Linked DNA regions of Homo sapiens: region 2 is linked to region 1. The links are chromatin loops, found by intact Hi-C in ENCODE. Cell type or tissue: chondrocyte. All regions are shown on one strand. Links, peaks and the distances in the headings refer to the core of each region. The heading gives the core; the rest is flanking DNA.

Region 1 (12,922 bases), core at 3,963-11,962:
ATTTTTATTTTTATTTTTTTGAGACAGAGTTTCACTCTGTTGCCCAGGCTGGAGTGCAGTGGTGCGATTTTGGTTCACTGCAACCTCCACCTCCTGAGTTCAAGTGATTCTCCTGCCTCAGCCTCCCAAGTAGCTGAGATTATAGGTGCATGCCACCATGCCTGGCTAATTTTTGTATTTTTAGTAGAGATGGGGTTTCACCATATTGGCGAAGCTGGTCTTGAACTCCTGACCTCAAGCAATTCACCCGCCTCAGCCTCCCAAAGTACTGGGATTTTAAAAAATTACTATAGGGTCATGGTTTTCAGCCCTGTTGTTATCAGCACCCACTTACTCTAGAAGTGAGGATTAAGGCAAGGCAGGATAGGAGTGTCATTAGTTACAAAATACTTTGGGGTTCAAAGCAGGGACAGATCATGTATTGGGGATCAGAAAATGTGTCACAATGCTTGAGATGATCCTTAAAGGAGCTCTATTGTATGGAAGAAACAATGAACAAAGAACAAGATGGAGAGGGGAGGGGTTTGGAGAAGCAGGAGTCTTCAATGTGGGCTGAGTTTGAGTTAGGTAGGAAAGGAGTGAGAAAAGGTGGCAGGACAGGCTGGAGTGGCAGTCACAGCATGTAGAGAACTGGAAGATATTTAGTGGGGACAGTATTTATTTATTGTGACGCAGTCTTGCCCTGTTACCCAGGCAGGAGTGCAGTGGCACGATCTCAGCTCACTGCAACCTCCGCCTCCCGGGTTCAAGTGATTCTCCTGCCTCAGCCTCCCGAGTAGCTGGGATTACAGGCGCCCGCAACCGCGCCCGGCTAATTTTTGTATTTTTAGTAGAGACGGGGTTTTGCCATGTTGGCCAGGCTGGTCTCAAACTCCCGACCTCAAGTGATCCACCTGCCTCAGCCTTCCAAAGTGCTGGCATTACAGGTGTGAGCCACTGCTCCTGGCAGGCACAGTATTTATTAAACCAGTGTTGATCATGCGTCAGACACGTTACAAGGAAGATCAACCCTGAGGGAGACAGATATCCCCTCCCTCAAGGAGTTTCCCATCTAGTAGTGGAAATGGACCTGAAATAACTAAACATTTATAAAATTTGCAAAACATGTATCATTACAAATTGTGCTGCATGCTGAAAGGAAAGGAACAGAGAGGACCCTGTGCGATGGCTCAAGCCTGTGATCCCAACATTTTGGAAGGCGGACGTGGGAACATTGCTCGAGCCCAGGAGTTCGAGACCAGCCTGGATAACACAGGGAGACCCCTGTCTTTACAAAAATAAAAAAATAGCGAGGCGTGGTGGCTCACGCCTGTAATCCTAGCACTTTGGGAGGCCGAGGTGGGCGGATCACAAGGTCAGGAGATCGACACTATCCTGGCTAACACGGTGAAACCCCGTCTCTCCTGAAAATACAAAAAAAAATTAGCTGGGCGTGGTGCCGGGCGCCTGTAGTCCCAGCTACTCGGGAGGCTGAGGCAGGAGAATGGCATGAGGCTGAGGCAGGAGAATGGCATGAACCCAGGAGGCGGAGCTTGCAGTGAGCCGAGATAGTGCCACTGCACTCCAGCCTGGGCGACAGAGCGAGACTCCGTCTCAAAAAATAAATAAATGAATAAATAAAAATAAAAATAAAAATAAATAGCCATGGCCAGGTGCGGTGGCTCATGCCTGTAATCCCAGCACTTTGGGAGGCTGAGGCGGGTGGATCACGAGGTCAGGAGATCGAGACCATCCTGGCTAACACAGTGAAACCCCTGTCTCTACTAAAAATACAAAAAAATTAGCCGGGCATGGTGGTGGGAACCTGTGGTCCCAGCTACTCGGGAGGCTGAGGCAGGAGAATGGCGTGAACCCGGGAGGCGGAGCTTGCAGTGAGCCGCGATGGCGCCACTGCACTCCAGCCTGGGCGACAGAGCCAGACTCCGTCTCAAAAAAAAAAAAAAAAAAAAATAGCCAGGTGTAGTGGCTTGTGCCTGTAGCCTGCAGGCCCAGCTACTCGGGAGGCTGAGTTTGGAGGAACACATGTCTGGTTCCTGACTCATCTTTTTTTTTTTTTTTTTTTTTTTTGAGTCAGAGTTTCGCTGGTTGCCCAGGCTGGAGTGCAATGGTGCGATCTCGGCTCACTACAATGTCCGCCTCCTGGGTTCGAGCAATTTTCCTGAATCAGCCTCCCAAGTAGCTGGAATTACAGGCATGCGCCACCATGCCCGGCAAATTTTGTATTTTTAGTAGAGACAGGGTTTCTTCATGCTGGTCAGGCTAATCTCAAACTCGCGACCTCAGGTGATCCGCCCGCCTCGGCCTCCCAAAGTGCTGGGATTACAGACATGAGCCACTGTGCCTGGCCTCTGACTCATCTTTAAAATGAAGAAATATTGTGATCTACGAGTGTACCTCAAATTATGCCATCTCCCTGGATATACATGCTTCATTGGCTCCCCTTTGCCCTCAGAAGACAGTACAACATCTCCGCACAAGGCCCTCCACCATTTGGCCCTGTCATCCTTCTCACAATCCTCAGGCCAGCCCCTAGGAATTCCTTCAGGTCTCTAACACACTCTCTTGCTTCAGGGAAGCCTGGAAAGCTGCTGTTACAGGAGTCGGGAGCTCAGTAGAGACTAGTGTTGGTGATAGAAATTCTGCAATTAAAAGCATGCAGATTGTAACTAGAGATACGGAATGAGATGAAATTACCTAAAATCTTCTCATTAGAGAAAAAATCTGCACACTTTTAAAAATGCATACCGGCAGGGCACAGTGGCTCACACCTGTAATCCCAGCACTTTGGGAGGCTGAGGCATGCAAATCAAGAGGTCAGGAGTTTGAGACCAGGCTGGGCAACATGGTGAAACCCTGTCTCTACTAAAAATTTAAAAAATTAGCTGGGCGTAGTGGTGGGTGCCTGTAATCCCAGCTACTCGGGAGGCTGAGGCAGGAGAATCGCTTGAACCCAGGAGGCGGAGGTTGCAGTGAGCCAAGATCATGTCATTGCACCACTCCAGCCCAGGCGACAGAGTAAGACTCTGTCTCAAAAAAAAAAAAAAAAAAAAAAAAAAAAAGCATACCTTCAGGCCAGTCGCAGCAGCTCACGCCTGTAGTCCCAGCACCTGTAATCCTGGGAGGCTGAGGCAGGTGGATAACATGAGTCCAGGAGTTCGAGACGAGCCTGGCCAACATGGTGAAATGCCGTCTCTACTAAAAATACACAAATTAGCTGGCGTGGTGGTGCATGGTGCTTGTAATCCCAACTACTTGGGTGTCTGAGGCACGAGGATCGCTTGAACCCAGGAGGCGGAGGTTGCAGTGAGCCAAGATCGTGTCACTGCTCTCCAGCCTGGGCAACAGAGCAAGACCTGTCTCAAAAAAGAAAAAAATGCATACCTTCAGAAAAATTAAGTATGCCTTCAATATATTATACAGATTGTACTATATAAAGCATACACAAAAATAGAAATTAAAAATGATGATAGCTGGGTGCGGTGGTGTGTGCCTATAGTCTCACCTACTCAGGAGGCTGAGGCAGAAGGATTGCTTGAGGTTAGGAGTTTGAGACTAGTGTGCTAAGATCAAGCCTGTGAATAGCCACTATACTCCAGCCTGGGCAACACAGCAAGACCCCATCTCAAAAAAAAAAAAAAGAGTGACTTAAACTTTTCAATGACTTACTTACTACTGCACTGCAAATAGATTCCAAGTGCCATACCACTGTCTCCAAGGCCTGCACTGGCCATCCGGGCTTTGTGATTCTTTGTCACTACATGGCATCCACATTGCCAACCCACCACATTTTCTTCTGCCTCAAGATTTTGAGCTGCTCTTTTCAGCCTGTTTTGCAGTTATTCTTTGTGCCTAGAATACACTTCTACACTTTGTGCAAGCTTAGTTTAGCTTCAATAGGATCACCTTGGTGAGGCCTTCCACATCTGAAGGGGCACACCCTCCACCCTCCAGCTGTTCCACCGCCTCTCTGTGCTTTTTCGTTTTGTTTGAGACAGGGTCTCGCTTTGTCACCCAGCTGTAATGCAGTGGTGCCATAAGGACTCGCTGCAGTCTCCATCTCCCAGGGTCAAGCAATTCTCTCACCTCGGCCTCCCGAGTAGCTGGGACTACAGGTGTAAGCTACCACGACTAGCTAATTATTACTTTTTTGTAGAGATGGGGTCTTGCCGGGTGCGGTGGCTCATGCCTGTAATCCCAACACTTTGGGAGGCCGAGGCGGGCAGATCACAAGTTCAGGAGTTCGAGACCAGCCTGTCCGGCATGGTGAAACCCAATCTCTACTAAAAATACAAAAATTATCAGGGTATGGTGGTGCGCACCTGTAGTCCCAGCTACTCGGGAGGCTGAGGCAGGAGAATTGCTTGAACCCAGGAGGTTCAAGAAAGAGATGAGATGGGGTCTCACCATGTCGGCTGCCTAGGCTAGTCTCGAACTGCTAGGCTCAAGCAATCCTCCTGCTTCAGCCCCCTACCCAGTTACTTGGGAGGCTACAGTGGGAGAATAGCTAGAGCTCAGGCGTTCAAGAGCAGCCTGGGCAACATAGTGAGATGCTGTCTCTAAAAAAATAAAAATATCCCAGCACTTTGGGAGGCCGAGGCAGGTGGATGACCTGAGGTCAGGAGTTCAAGAACAGCCTGGCCAAAGTGGTGAAACGCTGTCTCTACTAAAAATACAAAAATTATCTAGGTGTGGTGGCAGGCACCTGTAATCCCAGCTACTCAGGAGGCTGAGGCAGGAGAATCGCTTAAACCTGGGAGGCCATTGCACTCCAGCCTGGGCAACGAGAGCAAAACTCCATCTCAAAAATAATAATAATAATAATAAAATAATAATAATGTGGTAGTATGTGCCTGTAGTCCCAGCTTGAGGATCCCCAGGCATGAGGATAGCTTGAGCCTAAGAATTTTGTTTTGTTTTTGTTTGAGATGTAGTCTCGCTCTGTTGCCCAGGCTGGAATGCAGTGGTGCAATCTCAGCTTGCTGCAGCCTCTGCCTCCCGGGTTCAAGCGATTCTCATGCCTCAGCCTCCTGAGTAGCTGGGATTACAGGCATGTGCCAACCACGCCTGGGCAATTTTTTTGTATTTTTAGTGGAGACGGGGTTTCACTGTGTTGGCCGGGCTGGTCTCAAACTCCTGATCTTCAGTGCTCTGCCTGCCTGGGCAGAGTGGGATTAGAGATGTGAAGTACTGGAATTAGAGATGTGAGCCACTGTGCCCGGCCGAACCTAGGAGTTTGAGGCTGCAGTGATCTCTGATGGTGCCACTGCACTCCCTCCTGGGTGACGGAGCAAGACCTCAGTCTCATAAATAAATAAATAAATATGCTGGGTGTGATGGCCCACACCTGTAATCTCAGCACTTTCGGAGGCTGAGGCAGGTGTACTGTTGGAGCCCAGGAGTTGAAGACCAGCCTGGGCAACATGGCAAAACCCCATCTCTACAAAAAATACAAAAATTAGCTGGACATGGTGGCCCATGCCTGTAGTCCCAGGTACTCGGGAGGCTGAGGTGGGAGGATGCCTTGATCCTGGGAAACAGAAGTTGTAATGAGTGGAGATCATGCCACTGTATTCCAGCCTGGGCAACAGAGCAAGACCCTGTCTCAATAAACAAACAAACAAACAAACAAACAAACCCTTAGAGGGGACCTCCAGAGTGGCCCAAAGGGGCTGGGTGCAGTAGCTCATGCCTGTAATCCCAACACTTTGGGAGGCCAAGGTGTAAGGATCACTTGAGGCCAAGAGTTCCAGACCGGCCTGGCCAACATGCAGAAACCCTGTCTCTACTAAAAATACAAAAATTAGCCGGGTGTGGTGGCTGTAGTCCTGGCTGCTTGGGAGGCTGAGGCAGAAGAATTGCTTGAGCCTGGGAGGTGGAGGTTGCAGTGAGCCAAGATAGCGCCACTGCACTCCAGCCTGGGTGGCAGAGTGAGACTCTCAAAAAAACAGAAAAACCAGAGTGACCCAAAGGTCCAGTGGCAGAGCCAAGGCTGGGTCTGTAGGCTCCTTCCTCCCAGTCCAGTGCTCTCACTGCATTTCCATCCTTCACCTCAGGTGGCATCTAGGGCACAGGGGGAACCTCCACATGGAGAACCACTGCAGTACGTCTCACGTCTCTTCTCTGTCCAGACCCTCCAACATTTCCCATCTCAGGGTATAATTCAGTGGACTAAAAGGCCATGCGTGACCTGGCTTCTTGTGACCCCTCTGACCTTCCCCTCATTAACTCCATTCCAGTCTCACTGGTCTTCTGCCTCAGGACCTATGCCCTTGCTGTTCCCTCTGCCTGAAACACTTACCCAGTAATCTGCACAGCTCAGTCCCTCATCTCCTTTAGGTTCTGGGTCAACTATCATCTTCTTTCTTTCTTTCTTTCTTTTCTTTCTTTTTTTTTTTTGAGACGGAGTCTTGCTTTGTCGCCAGGCTGGAGTGCAGTGGCAAGATCTCAGCTCACTACAACCTCTGCCTCCCAGGTTCAAGCGATTCCCCTGCCTCAGCCTCCCGAGTAGCTGGGACTACAAGCGCCCGCCACCACACCTGGCTAATTTTTTTGTATTTTAGTAGAGACGGGGTTTCACCATATTGGCCAGGATGGTCTCCATCTCCTGACCTCATGATTCGCCTGCCTCGGCCTCCCAAAGTGCTGGGATTACAGGCGTGAGCCACCGTGCCCGGCCTAACTATCGCCTTATTGGTGATGCCTTCGCCTTATTGGTGATGTCTAAATAAATATTTATTTATTTATTTATTTATTTTGAGATGGAGTCTCGCTCTGTTGCCCAGGCTGGAGTGCAATGGCGTAATCTCGGCTCACTGCAACCTCTGCCTCCCGGGTTCAAGAGTTTCTCCTACCTCAGCCTCCTGCATAGCTGGGACTACAGGCGCCCGCCACCACACCCGGCTAATTTTTGTATTTTTAGTAGAGATGGGTTTTTGCCATGTTGGCCAGGCTGGTCTCAAACTCCTGACCTCAGGTGATCCGCCCACCTCGGCCTCCCAAAGTGCTGGAATTACAGGCGTGAGCCACCGCGCCCCGCCACGATCTTTCTAAAACACACATTTGACCTTCTTTGTTCTAAAAATGTCTCGGTGGACTCCTCGCTGCTCGTGGGGCCAAATCGCAGCTTCCACACAACCCGCCCTGTATGTGGACTGCACTCCGTTTCTAAACTCATCTCTTGCGCCACTCAGCCAGTGGCCCCCAAGGCAGGACTGGTCCTGGCTCAGGATCCAGTCGAAGACACTCATCTCGGGGGTCTTTTCTGACCGCGCTTCCTCCTCTGGCCCTCTAGGCGGCCTGAGCACGCTCACTGACACCGTTTGGCGGCCTGTCACCCGCGTGGCTGGGGCACCTGCAGAAACTGCTGTCGCTGCGAGGTGCCCGTGTGGGTCACCGCTGTGCCAGGGAGAGAAGACGGCGAGGTCGCCCCTGGGAGGCAGAAGGCGAGCCAGGAGCCAGTCCTGGAAGCCAATGAGTGAGTGTGAAGGGTGTTCCGCTGCGTCAGCGAGGCCCGACTGCCCTTGGGAGGAGGAGCCCAGGGGCCAGCGCGGCCCGGGCCGCCCTCGCCTCCCACCCAGGGCGCTGAGCACGCACGCCGCCGGCCTGGCGGCGTTCGCGGGGCCCGGGACCAGCCGCCGCCTTCTCCAGGCGCTCCTACTCTCTGGGCATCTGCAGTCCGAGCGGAAGGGGCGGGAACGTCGGCGACGCCGAGGAGCAAAGCCCACGATCGGCTTCCCGGGGCAGCGGACGGCTGCCTTCCTCCCGGCGCAAACGCACCGCCCAGGAGGGGGCGGGCTCGGCGGGTCGGGGGGCGGGGCCGGGGTCCGAGCTCGGGCCCGCCTCCGCCTCCGCCAGCTCCTGTGAGCTGCCGAGTGCTAGGCACCCGGGCTCTTCTGGGGGCTCCAGGTGAGCGGGGGCACAGAGGGGTCAGGGAGACCGCCCTTGGGGTGGGGCTGTCGGTCTGACCGCGGGTCCATCTGTCCTGCCGTCGGCCCACAGCCTCCTCCGCAGGATGGGAGAACAAAGGGAGGGGGCGGTTCTGGGGCCCCCGAGGGAATCCAGGGTCCCAGGTACCCGGTCCCGCCCACTGACACTTGGGTTTCTCCCCGAGTCAGAGGCGCCGCCCAAGAGACCCTGGGCCGGCGCCGGGCGCAGCTGCCTCTCCGTCTTTGTGTCTGTCTCTGTGTCTGTCTGGCTATCTCCGAGTTTGCCTCCGCTTCCAGAACTAAGCCACCCAGACACCATCATCTCGAAAACCCCAGCCCTTCTCCCATGGCAGGTAAGTGCGCGCAAGTCTGGGGGTCTCCGTTATCCCCCCCACGGACTTGGGAGCCGGGTTTGAACACATCCTCCCGGAATGTGCTCGGACTGGCTGGGTGGGGCCCCTCCCTTCCTTCCGGGGAACCTCCACCCTGCTCCCCTGCCCCATCTTTCTCTGCCTCTTGCCACCACGTTTCCCCCGAAGCCTCGCGGCCCATGGGCTGAGGAATAAGGGGATGAGGCCTTGAGTCCCTTTCTAATCTATCCTGCTCCCACCGCTTTACAGGCTACTTGCCCCCCAAAGGCTACGCCCCTTCGCCCCCACCTCCCTACCCTGTCACCCCTGGGTACCCGGAGCCGGCGCTACATCCTGGGCCCGGGCAGGCGCCAGTGCCCGCCCAGGTACCTGCCCCAGCTCCCGGCTTCGCCCTCTTCCCCTCGCCTGGCCCCGTGGCCTTGGGGTCTGCTGCCCCCTTCTTGCCACTGCCAGGGGTGCCTTCTGGCCTCGAATTCCTGGTGCAGGTGAGTGGGAAGGAGGGAGGGAGGATGACTGGGAGGGGACTTGGGCGTCCAGATGGGCCAGCTGATGTGCGCGCCGCCCCTCTCTTTCCAGATTGATCAGATTTTGATTCACCAGAAGGCTGAGCGAGTGGAAAGTAAGTAGAAGGAGTGGGAGGTTGGACCTCATGATGGTGGCCCGGATGGTGGGCTCCTGGGCGCGCGAGGCTCTACGAGTCTCCCCGTGTCACCTCGGGCAGCGTTCCTAGGCTGGGAGACCTGTAATCGGTATGAACTGCGCTCTGGGGCCGGGCAGCCCCTGGGTCAGGCGGCCGAGGAGAGCAACTGCTGCGCCCGTCTGTGCTGTGGCGCCCGCCGGCCGCTGCGTGTCCGCCTGGCCGACCCCGGGGACCGTGAGGTGCTGCGTTTGCTCCGCCCGCTGCACTGTGGCTGCAGCTGCTGCCCCTGTGGCCTCCAGGAGGTGGGCGGAGGGAGGGGGCCGGGAGGGCGGGCCTTGGTGGGGCGGGACAATGATGAGGTCCACCTGAGATGAGGCCTGGATCAGGTGGGAGTGGGCAGGTGGGGATGGGAGGTTTAGTGAGGGCCAAATAGACAGATGATAGAGCTGGGACCCCTGCCTCCGCAGTGACCCTGTCTGCTTCCCACTCCCAGATGGAAGTACAGGCTCCACCAGGCACCACCATTGGCCACGTGCTACAGACCTGGCATCCCTTCCTCCCCAAGTTCTCCATCCAGGATGCCGATCGCCAGACAGTCTTGCGAGTGGTGGGGCCCTGCTGGACCTGTGGCTGTGGCACAGACACCAACTTTGAGGTATCAGGAATACTAGAGGCTCTTGGGACCTTCGTAAACCAAGATGATGCTTCCATGAGGCAGGATAGTTAACATTAAGGTCAAGACCCTGAGCTCATCAATCCAAATCCACTGTGACTCCGACCGCATTTGTAGCATTCCTCCATTTGGAAATAGGATGGCCCTGTGCTCTTATAAAAGCATAACAACGAGGATTTCATCTTAAGGAGCAATGCTGATTATTACAAGTGGCCCTGAGATGGGCAGAAAAAAAATCTAAGGCCAGCCTGGATTTGGGGTGAAGGACGATTAAGTCTGTGTGGGCCGGGCCCATGTGGCTGCTGTGTATGAGTGTGTGAGCCCAGGCCCTGGAGCAAGCACGATTTTAACATGTTAACATCCTGTGGCCTGCCCTGCTAAAATAGAATCCAAATGCCCCTGCCATTCCGAAATCCAGTATATCCTTCTCACTGTGCATTCCTGTCACCAGTCTGGAAGCTAGAGATCCCAAGTGGCAAGAATTTCAGAGTGAGGTGAGGCCTGGGAAGCACCTTGGTTTCTAGAAGACAAAGGCACTCCACAGACCCTTGAGTTCTTTTTTTGTTTGTTTTTTGTTTGTTTGTTTTGAGACAGAGTCTTGCTCTTGTTGCCCAGGTGGGAGTGCTATGGCATGATCTCAGCTCACTGCAGTCTTTGCCTCCCGGGTTCAAGCAATTCTCCTGCCTAAACCTCCCGAGTAGCTAGGATTACAGGCATGCGCCGCCATGCCTGGCTAATTTTATATTTTTAGTAGAGACGAGGTTTCTCCATGTTGGTCAGGCTGGTCTCGAACTCCTGACCTCAGGTGATCCGCCCACCTCAGCCTCCCAAAGTGCTGGGATTACAGGCGTGAGCCACCGCACCTGACCGACCCTTGAGTTCTTTAAGGGATAATTGCTTGTGCAGATAAGGGAGAAACAACAGGTATAATCCAGTAGACTTTCCAACGCTTCTAATGAGGTACCCTACCTAAGGTTACTTTGCAAAAATGAGTCACCTTGGTAGCCAGAGGGAGATTCCATGATGAGAACCAATTGGGAATAAGATATAATAACTGCGTGATCTCCAGATGGGAATGTATAGGCTGTGGGGTTCTCATAGGGCCAGTGTCCCTTTTGCATAATTATAAATGGTCCATACTTGGGGCTGTACCCTTAGGACCATGGCAGGAAGTGCCCCAGAGCTGTAGGACAGTGCAGGAAGGGGATGGGAATGGCACAAAAGGAAATCACTGCAGTTCTAATCACTGGAGAACGAGCACAGGAAAAGGACCAGGAAGTCACGGGGAGTAACTACCCACATCAGCAGAGCCTGTTGCTGTGTGGCTCAGAGAAGCCAGTGGAAATTGTGGTCCTCAAAGGCTACTTACTGCTGCCTCTCTCCACAGTAGATAGGCATGTATCCCTCTCTAGATGAGGCTCTCATGCAGTGCTGGGCAAGGCCCTCCCCTACTTTGCAGATTAGAGAAAAGGTACTCTTCGGGGTAGACATAGCCTTCTAGGAGCCTTCTTGACTGGTGAAGTACAGCCAGAATTCCAGTAGCTTTCCTTGCCCTTTTGGCCAGGTTACTTTGTGTAGGGCACAAGCTGTGCCAATTGTGGGTGGCAGGGGCATTGGGAACCAGAGCAAACCTAGCAAACAGCCATACCCTAAGGGGGTTGGATTGTCATGCTTCCATTTCTCCCACCACTGATGTTCAGTTATGTCATGCGTCGCCTTTCGATAGCAGCAGATCTGAGTCTGAATCCTAATTTTGGGTATAGACTCAGCGTGATCTAGAGTGCCTCAGTTTCCCCAGCTGTCATACTCTGTGATGGGAACCAGTTAGGAAAGCGATCACTCGGTGACCATTAGAGGGGAAGATTCACTGAGTGGAGACCCTGCAAATTCATACGTGCGACTGTGGGAATGAGACTGGAGCAGGTGAGACTGGCTGCCTCCTCCTCAGCTGGGTCCTTTCTCCCTCCCTGATGACAGGTGAAGACTCGGGATGAATCCCGCAGTGTGGGCCGCATCAGCAAGCAGTGGGGGGGCCTGGTCCGAGAAGCCCTCACAGATGCAGATGACTTTGGCCTACAGTTCCCGCTGGACCTGGATGTGAGGGTGAAGGCTGTGCTGCTGGGAGCCACATTCCTCATTGTGAGTTGGCTGCCCCTGCCCCCACCTCCTGCCTGTCCTTTGCTGTCATTTGAAGCTTTATGCATTTCCTGGCCTCTTGCTAGGGGAAAGTCAGGAATAGGTGTTGTGGGGGTTGAGGTTCTAGAGCTGGCCTGTGACAGCCAAGCTGGGCTGGCCCAGCCGGATCTCCCATTGACAGTGGCCTCCTCTTAGGACTACATGTTCTTTGAGAAGCGAGGAGGCGCTGGGCCCTCTGCCGTCACCAGTTAGAGGCCACCATGGTGTGAGGAGACCATCACCTCGACCAGAACTCCAGATGGTCACCTGCCCTGGCCCCTCCTCTGGGCAGCCCCTTTCCTCCATGTACACTGCAGGGGACAGAAGGGGGGCCCCATCCCTACCCTACTCCCTGGCCGCCTGCCCCTGTGGTTCCCAAGGAGGGGTATGTATGAGAGCCGCTCTCCTGCTACCTCCCACCACTGTCCCAGCAGTCCCTCGGCACACAGGCATATCAGCTTTCACACTTTCCCCATGCACTCTCTCCCACCCCCTTCCAGGGCCTCTGCTCCAAAGGAGGCCTCTGGAACCCAGGACTCTGGGGTTTTACAAGAGGGCTGGGGTGTGGAAGGGCAAGCTGCACCAAAGACGGTGGATATAGCCACCGCCCCCCCGCCGCTGCCTAGCATCTGCTTGGCCAATTAGTTCAGCCTCAGACCATGGCACTTTGAGGGGGTCTCTACCTCCCCATCAACAGCTGCAGGGGGACCCCAGTGCCAACTTCCTCTCCCACTAGGGCCCTGCCTTCAGCTGGTGCTTGCTGCGATTCCTGTGCCTTATGTAACTGCCCTTCCTTCCCTTGCCCTAGGAAAAAGGCTGCATCTTTATATGTTACATTCATATAAACTTTGTAACTTTTTGGACATTGAAAGATGTATGTAATAGGGGAGGGTAGAAGCAGTTGGTATGGGAAAAAACAAAGGGGAATGTGAGAGCTGGGCTGGGGCAGGGGCTAGTCCATCTCATAATCCATACTACCAGCATCAAATGTCCTTGAGTGCAAGAGAGCAATCGTCATCACCCACGATGGCCCTGGACCAAACGAAGGCAGTTTGGGCCTATACCCCAAGTCAATATGGTGGCTTCCATCATCCAGGATGGCTGCCCTGCAGAGTCCAGTGTGGTAGCTGATGGCAGT
Region 2 (8,000 bases), core at 1-8,000, 430 kb before region 1:
GCAAGCTGGGATTTGAACTAAGCCTTCCAAATGGGAAGGATATGACTAGGCTTGAGAGGAGAGTCTTACTTTCCTGGAGATGCAAGGAATTGAATAAAGGCACCGAGGACAGAATAAAGTGACAGGGTGAGCCTGGCTGAAGTCAAGTGCAAGTGCTCAGGTGGGAAGAGGAGGGCCGTGGATAGATGGAGATGCAATAAGAGTAATGGATGTGTGGCCAGGCGCGCTGGCTCACGCCTGTAATCCCAGCACTTTGGGAGGCCGAGGTGGGCAGATCAGGAGGTCAGGAGTTTGAGACCAGCCTGGCCAATATGGTGAAACCCCTCTCTACTAAAAATACAAAAATTAGCCAGGCGTGGTGACACGCACCTGTAGTCCCAGCTACTCGGGAGGCTGAGGCAGAAGAATCGCTTGAACCCAGGAGGAGGAGGTTGCAGAGCGCCACTGCACTCTAGCCTGGGTGACAGAGCAAGACTCTGTCTCAAAAAAAAAAAAATAATAATAATAATGGATGTTTGAGCCATTTGGACTTGATTCACCGGGCATCATGGAGCCAGTCTCTATCTTGAGTAGGACAGCAATCTGTTCAAACAGCGTTTTAAAAAGACTTATCTATGACTGACAGAATGGAATAGTGAGAAACTTGAGGAATACTGGATAGCAGTAACAAAAATAACATGACTTTTTAAAAAATGCCACTTATGACATCAAGATATGTCAAGTACCAAGAAATAAATCCAATTAAAATGTATGATTATTTACGGAGAAAATTACAGAATTTTAGGCCAGGCATAGTGGCTCACACCTGTAATCTCAGCACTTTGGGAGGCCAAGATGGGAGGATCACTTGAGCCTAGGAGTTTGAGACCAACCCAGGCAACGTAACAAGACTCTGTCTCTATTTAAAAAATAAAAAATAAAAAAAGAACATTACAGAATTTTATTAAAATAAATAATAAATGGAGGCTGGGAACAGTGGCTCATGCCACCCGCAATCCCATTGTGCTATGATTGTACCACTGCACTCCACCTGGGCTATAGAGCAAGACCCTCTCTGTCTAAAAAAAGAGGAAAAAATGAATAAATGGAGAAATATACTTAAAGATTAGGAGTTTCATTGTTCTAAGGATGTGAATTTTCCCCAAACTGATGAATAGAATTTTTTTAATAGAACAAACAAATTCTAAAATTTATATTGAAGAATAAAAGGTCAAGAATAGCCTGAAGAAGAATAAGGTAAGAAGATGTGCCTTACCAGCCATCAAGAATTATTATAAAGCTATATGGTAATTAAGACTAAAGTATATCAGCATGGCACTGTGGGTTACACCTGTAATCCCAGCAGTTTGGGAGGCTGAAGTGGGAGGACAGCTTAAGTCCAGGAGTCCAAGACCAGCCTGGCCAACATGGTGAAATCCAGTCTCTACAAAAAAACACAAAAATTAGCCAGAGTGGTGGCACACACCTGTGAGGTGCAGGTGGAAAGATTGCTAGAGCCTGGGAGGCAGAGGTTGCAGTGAGCCAAGATGGTGCCAGTGCACTCCAGTCTGGGCCACAGAGTGAGACTCCATCCCAAACAAACAAACAAACAAACAAAGACTAAAGTATTGATTCCAGGATAAAACAATTTGACCAATGAACAGAATAAAGGACCCTGAAACCCATACATATATGGAAACATGATTGAAGGCTGAGCAGGCACTACAGATCAGAAAAGTACTTTCGCAGTATTTGAGAAGTGGTACTGGGAGAATTGGTTATCCATGTAGAAAAAAAAAATTGGCTGGGCGCAGTGGCTGATGCGTGTAATCCCAACAGTTTGGAAGGCTGAGGCGGGTGGATCACCTGAGGTCAGAAGTTCGAGACCAGCCTGGTCAACATGGTGAAACCCCGTCTCTACAAAAAATAACAAAATTAGCTGGGTAGGGTGGCAGGTGCCTGTAATCTCAGCTACTCAGGAGACTGAGGCAGGAGAATCGCTTGAACCTGGGAGGCAGAGGTTGCAGTGAGCCGAGATCACGCCACTGCACTCTAGCCTGGGTGACAGAGCAAGACTCTGTCTCAAAAAAAGCAAAACAAAACCAAAGAAAATTGGACCTCTACCTCATACCACAGTCACAAAAATGAATTCCAAGTGATTAAAAACTTAAATGTGAAAGTCAAATTATAAATTTTTTGGAAGGCAAGTATAGGAGAGTACTTTTACAATCTTTAAGCAAGGATTTCTTGAACAAGACAAAGGAGCACAAACCATTTAAAAAAGGAAAGATAGCTAAATTCAACCTCATAAAAATTAAGAATTTCTCTTCACCAAAAAACAGCATAAAAGAGAAGAGACAAACCACAAAACACATAACTGACAAAGGATTAGGATCTGGAATATATGAAGAACTACAAAACGCGAAGAACATCATGAATGAATGTCAAGCACATAATGTTGAATGAAAAAAGCAAGTTGCAGAGAAACATATATAGCAATGGTTGCATTAGCAATACAAACTTTTGCATTACAATGAAAAAGAATCCCTAACTCCAGAGGAAAAGAAAAACATTATAAAGAAAATGACAAATACAAGATTCAGAAGAGTGGTTTCCTCTGAGTGGGGAGGGAAAGTGATGAGATTGGGAAGAGGCACACTGGGACTTCAAAGAAAATGCTGGGATTTTTCTTTCTTAAAAGGATGATGGGCCGGGTGCGGTGACTCATGCCTGTAATCCCAGCACTTTGGGAGGCCGAGAGTAGGCAGATTGCCTGAGGTCAGGAGTTCAAGACCAGCCTGGCCAACATGGTGAAACTCCATCTCTACTAAAAATACAAAAATTAGCCAGGTGTGGTGGCGGGCACCTGTAATCCCAGCTACTCGGAGGCTGAGGCAGGAGAATCGCTTGAATCTGGGAGGCGGATGTTTCAGTGAGCCGAGATGGCGCCACTGCGCTCCAGCCTGGGCGACAGAGTGAGGCTCCATCTCAAAAAAAAAAAAAAAAAAAAAAGATGATGGGCACACAGATATTCAAGGAATCATGATCCTTTATAACTTGCATATATTTTATAAATCTTCTTTTGTACCTACTTAATATCTAGCTTTTTTAAAAGACTGGATAGCAGGAAGTGACCCAGGAATATACTCCAGGACTATATCCCAAACTGGCAACTGGGGGCTGTGAATACAGGGACTTTCTTATTTGAAGTAAAACTCAGGCTGGGCACGGTGGCTCACACCTGTAATCCCTGTAATCCCAGCACTTTGGGAAGCCAAGGTGGGTGGATCACCTGAGGTCAGGAGTTCGAGACCAGCCTGGCCACCATGGTGAAACCCTGTCTCTACTAAAAATGCAAAAATTAGTAGGGCGTAGTGGCGCACACCTGTAGTCCCAGCTACTCAGGTGGCTGAGGTAGGAGAACTGCTTGAACCTGGGAGGCGGAGCCCAGGCTGCAGTGTAACAGCGCAATCTCAGCTCCCTGCAACCTCCACCTCTAGCCAGGGTTATCATACCTGAACTCCATATCTAACCTTCCTGAGCTCAGGTGATCCACCTGCTTCAGCCTCCCCAAATGCTAGGATTACAGGTGTGAGCCATCACACCCGGCCTGAGCCACCATGCCTGGCCAAGACGCTTTCTAAAAAAATATCCTGCCTCTAAACGTAATCACATTCTGAGTCTTGGGGGTTGGGACAAAAAAGTGTGAAACGAGTTGCTATTATGGTGCTGGTGTGCCAAGAAGTGCTTTGTAATCTGATGGCAATTCAGAGCTGGCACTGACTTTGGGGCTGATGCCAGAGATGGGATTAGAGTTGAAATCATGAAAAGGACAATTTCTCCAACAACTTGTGAAAGGAGAAAGTAGAATGAGAAACGCTGGGCCAGGACCAAGGGTCCCTCCCCTCTTTGGCCCTCCCCTCTTAGTCCTTAGGTTAAGGAGTAAGTATTGCAATCTGGTCACAGGCAGAGGAAAAAGAAACACCGAAGTAATAAATGATATGTCAAAAGACAGCGGGGAAAGCAGGAGTGATGTGTCAGGGAGCCAGGGAAAGGGACAGTCGACTGTGACAGCTGCCCCAAGTGGCCAAGGAGGATTAATAATGATGAAAGGCACCCATGCGTGATTCAAACAGCTCTTATCTGTTGAGGATGATACATACTGGTCCATGTGCTTTTCACAGGGTGAGCAAAAAGGATTTTGATCTCAACTAAGCGCAATGAAAAGCTACTAAAATAGTTTAAGCAGGGGTGAGTGGGTGAAGCGCAGTGACACGGCAGATTTTAGAGGGTGGTGATGATTGCATTTGGTGATGAGCTTGTGATATTGGAGATAAAAATTTCAGTAGAGTCGGAGGAAAGGAAAGGCAAAGAGGCAGGAAGTGTGACATTCGGAAGAGGATGTAAGGAAATGATGGGAGGCAGGAAGGTTCTGAGGTATAAAAGAATGAATTTGGGGACCCAACTACCCAAACTCTGGCTCTGGAATACTTATTTACTCTTTCTGTATCTCATTTCCTATCTTTAAAATGGGGGTAACAGTATTCACCTTATAGGGTGTGTGTGTGCACACACCCATATTAAACGAGTTAATAAATGTAAAGAACTTAGAACAGTGCGTGGCACATGATAATCACTCAAGAAATGTTAGCTCTTATTATTGTGTTCTAGGAGTTTGGCACAAACAGGAGAGGAATGAGGTGGAATTTTTTGAGGACAATCAAATCATGTTGTTGTTGGTTAAGCCCTCTCTCTGGTGCTAGCAGGAGGTAAGGTGGACCAGATGGCCCTGATGATGCTGGTTCTCTATGGCCACATACCTTTGGTGGCTCTGTGGTCATCTTGATGCTGACCTGCAAGATTGAGATAGGGAAGTCTGGGTGGGGGATGGAGCTGAGCCAGAGGCGGAAGGATGGATGAGGATCCTCCACCTGCAGCTGCTCCACCAGCTTGTCCAGATTAGGCATCCAAGACAGTGACAGGTGGCAGTTTGCCAGGAACACCCAGTGTCCTGCAAGGAGATGCCAGGGTCAGTGGGAATCATTTCCTAAGCCCTGCCTGTCCTCATGCTTTCCACCTGGTGTTGGGGTGGGGGTGCTGGGGGGGCCTAACACTAAGATCTGCCACTTCTGGGGCCCTCTGTAGAAGTGGGAGGTACAGGGACAGTAGTGTAATTGAGGTTGGAGGTTCTAGGGACAAGGACTGGGCTGAAGATGGGGGTGGAAGAAAGGATGGACACCAACCCTGAGTCACACCCTCTCGGAGGAGCCGAGCAGCGATGGGGGCCTGGCCCTGGCCCAGGGACAGGGCGTGGAAGCGCTGGGCCATGCCCATGTGCTCTGCCAGCTGCAGCAGGGCACTGGTGGGGTCCACACCAGGGGACAGGATGAACACGAGTGGGGATCGTGGGGTTGAATCCTCCAGCACCTGCCAGAAGCACAGGTATAGCATCAGGCAGAAGGCCACATGACCAAAGTGGGAGAGAGAGATGAAGGAGACTGAAACAGAGCGAGGGAGGCAGGAAAGACCCATGGGCCGTGGGGACAAGGAAGCCGAGCCACCGACCGACTTCATATTCAGCACAGGCGGCTCGATGAAGCGGGAGCCAAGGTTGGTGATGATGAAGGAGGTCACGCAGAAGGCCACGCGGTCCTGGCGCAGGGAGCGAACGATCAGCATCCGTTGCATTTCATTGCAGGCATTTTCCCACTCACCTGGGGATGAGGTGAGTCATTGCAGGGAGAGGGAGTGAGTCTGGAAGAGCGGGGAATCCAGACAAAGGGGCACCTGCCGGGAATGTGCTCCGGGCCAGGAGGCAGGCACCAGCTGGGAGAGGGGATGGAGGACAATGGGAAGGGCCGGCATGTGGCTGAATGGAGGGAAGGAGAAAAGTGAGAGTGGGACACAGACGCCTGGTACCTGGCAGCATCGCCTTCTCCGGGGCAGCATTGGTATACCACAGGTGCCAGTCACGAGGGTACTGCTCAAAGGAGTTCATGAGTCCGTGGAAGTTGGTCAGTTTGTCTAGCTCTGTGATGTTATCCCAGTAGGCATCTGCAAGCCAGCTACTACATGGATTGTCCATTTGGCCCTCCCGATCCAAGACCTGGTGGGAGAAGGGGAGGAAGAAAGGGATTGACTTGGGAATACTTCAAAAGAAGAGTGATCTTTTTCTCCTCTCTCTCTCTCTCTCTCTCTCTGTATTTTTCTCTCTCTCGGTGGGAAAACCAAATGGAATTTTTTTTTTTTTTTTGAGATGGAGTCTTATTCTTGTCACCTAGGCCAGAGTGCAATGGCACAATCTCGGCTCACTGCAACCTCTGACCCCCAGGTTCAAGCGATTCTCCTGCCTCAGCCTCCTGAGTAGCTGAGATTACAGGTGCTCGCCACCACACCTGGCTAATTATTGTATTTTTAGTAGACACGGGGTTTCACCATGTTGGCCAGGCTGGTCTCGAACTCCTGATCTCAGGTGATCATCCTCCTCGGCCTCCCAAAGTACTGGGATTACAGGTGTCAGCCACCGCGCCCAGCCCAAAATGGCTTTTGTATGAGAGTGAAGAGATGAATACAGGGATCCTGGGGAATAAACGTGGGGGCTAGGACTCAGACCCTGCCCTTAGCCCTCACAGTTCAAATTTAGGAAGCTGGCGCCCTCTGCTGGTTGCCTGGTAATAATGTCTCCAACCTAATGACTGGTTGGTAGCCTCACCTTCACAGAAGCACAAACTATTTACTCATTCATTCACTCACTTGCTTATTCATTCTTCTTAACAAATATTTATTGTTCGCCAACTATGCATTTTAATCATTGGGATGCATTACTGAGCAAAATGGACAAATATATCTGCCCTTGGGGATTTTATTTTCTAACATGGGATTGTGAATTCATGGGCAGATTATGAACCAAAAACATAACAAATAAGTAAATTATCTAGTATAGCAAAGACGGCAGTGCCAAGGAAAAATAGGATACTCTGAGGAGGGTAAGGGAGACTGAGAGTGTTGAGGGGTAGTTTGAAGTATTAAATAAGAAGATCAAGGTCGCATTGAGGTGAGGTCTGAAGGAGGTGAGAGATGGCCAGGTGCACACGCCGGGGAGTAGGCTTCCAGCAGAAGGCATGGCCACGCAAAGGCCCTGAGGCGAGACGTGCCAGGGGGTTTGGGGAGGGCAATGAGGCCTGCGTGGCTGGAGTGGAGTGGGGGCTGTGTGGTGGGAGGTGGCGCCAGCCATGGGGAGCCCGTCACAATGGCATCCACTTTAAAAGGACCTCTCAGGCCGGGCACAGTGGCTCACACCTATAATCCCAGCACTTTGGGAGGCTGAGGTGGGAGGATCACTTGAGCCCAGGAGTTCGAGACCAGCCTGGGCAACATGGTGGGACCCCGCCTCTACAAAAAATACAAAAATTAGCCGGGCGTGGTGGCGCAGGCCTGTAGTCCCAGCTACTCCAGAGGCTAAGATGCGAGGATGGCTTGAGCCTGGGAGGTCGAGGCTGCAGTAAGCCAAGATCACTGCCACTGCGGTCCAGCCACAGTGAGTGACAGAGTGGGACCTCTCTGGTTGCTGTGTTGAGAGTTTGGGGTGGGAGGCAGGAAGTGAAGGTGGGAAAAGTCAAGAAAATGTCTAGGAGGGCGGGAGAGTGCAGCATGGTTGTCTGGAAGCCTTAGGGGCCTCCTTGAGGTTCACGATCATGGACTTAAAGCGCGTCCAGTCGGTGTGGATGTGTTCTTCTCCGGCCATGCTCAGTGCACTGGCCGCGCAGGGACAGAGGGGAAGAGGAGCTGGATCTAGCCAGAGCGGTAGATGCGACAGAGAGAGGAGAAAAGCTGGGGTTGAGGAGCCTGTGAGGGAGAGATTGTGAGGGCGACCATGGAACTCAGGCTGGGGAAGGAGTGCCTTGAAAGGCAGTAAAAAAGCGGCAAGATCAGGCCAGTTTGTGGGTCACAGGTGAGACATGCCACAAAGCCCAGCCTGCGCTGAGTGCAAGGGGGTGCATGGCAAGTCACCTCCGCAGCCC

The links. Hi-C counts contacts between places; a loop is a spot of excess contacts. Peaks named below come from ENCODE experiments on the same cell type or tissue, not always from the same donor. Only the 100,000 strongest peaks of a DNase experiment are listed, where the experiment ranks them.
Region 2: a loop joins it to region 1, with 7 times the contacts of the local background. A loop is called at or near these places in 2 of 110 quality-filtered maps.

What each region holds. Positions count from the first base shown.
Region 1 is chr17:7,389,460-7,402,381 of GRCh38, reverse strand. PLSCR3 (phospholipid scramblase 3) reads left to right here and starts at 7,857. Exons shown (of 8, transcript NM_020360.4): 1 at 7,857-7,905; 2 at 8,115-8,278; 3 at 8,546-8,781; 4 at 8,873-8,915; 5 at 9,018-9,238; 6 at 9,430-9,591; 7 at 11,587-11,748; 8 at 11,941-12,655. The coding sequence starts at 8,272. The coding sequence ends at 11,997. TMEM256-PLSCR3 (TMEM256-PLSCR3 readthrough (NMD candidate)) reads left to right here. Exons shown (of 10, transcript NR_037719.1): 3 at 7,292-7,474; 4 at 8,115-8,278; 5 at 8,546-8,781; 6 at 8,873-8,915; 7 at 9,018-9,238; 8 at 9,430-9,591; 9 at 11,587-11,748; 10 at 11,941-12,655. TNK1 (tyrosine kinase non receptor 1) reads right to left here. Exons shown (of 13, transcript NM_003985.6): 13 at 12,640-12,922. RefSeq lists a silencer at 7,480-7,969. In chondrocyte, for the core only: CTCF peaks have their summits at 7,324 and 8,738; no DNase peak of the experiment used is centred there.
Region 2 is chr17:7,821,527-7,829,526 of GRCh38, reverse strand. It overlaps DNAH2 (dynein axonemal heavy chain 2), which reads right to left. Exons shown (of 86, transcript NM_020877.5): 74 at 5,899-6,085; 75 at 5,545-5,693; 76 at 5,223-5,406; 77 at 4,800-4,990. Among named protein-coding and RNA genes, the nearest start is that of KDM6B, 8.7 kb to the left of the region's middle. RefSeq lists silencers at 6,608-6,657, 6,668-6,717. In chondrocyte, for the core only: CTCF peaks have their summits at 3,840, 4,065 and 6,640 (motif pointing left); DNase peaks (open chromatin) are centred at 5,316 and 5,576.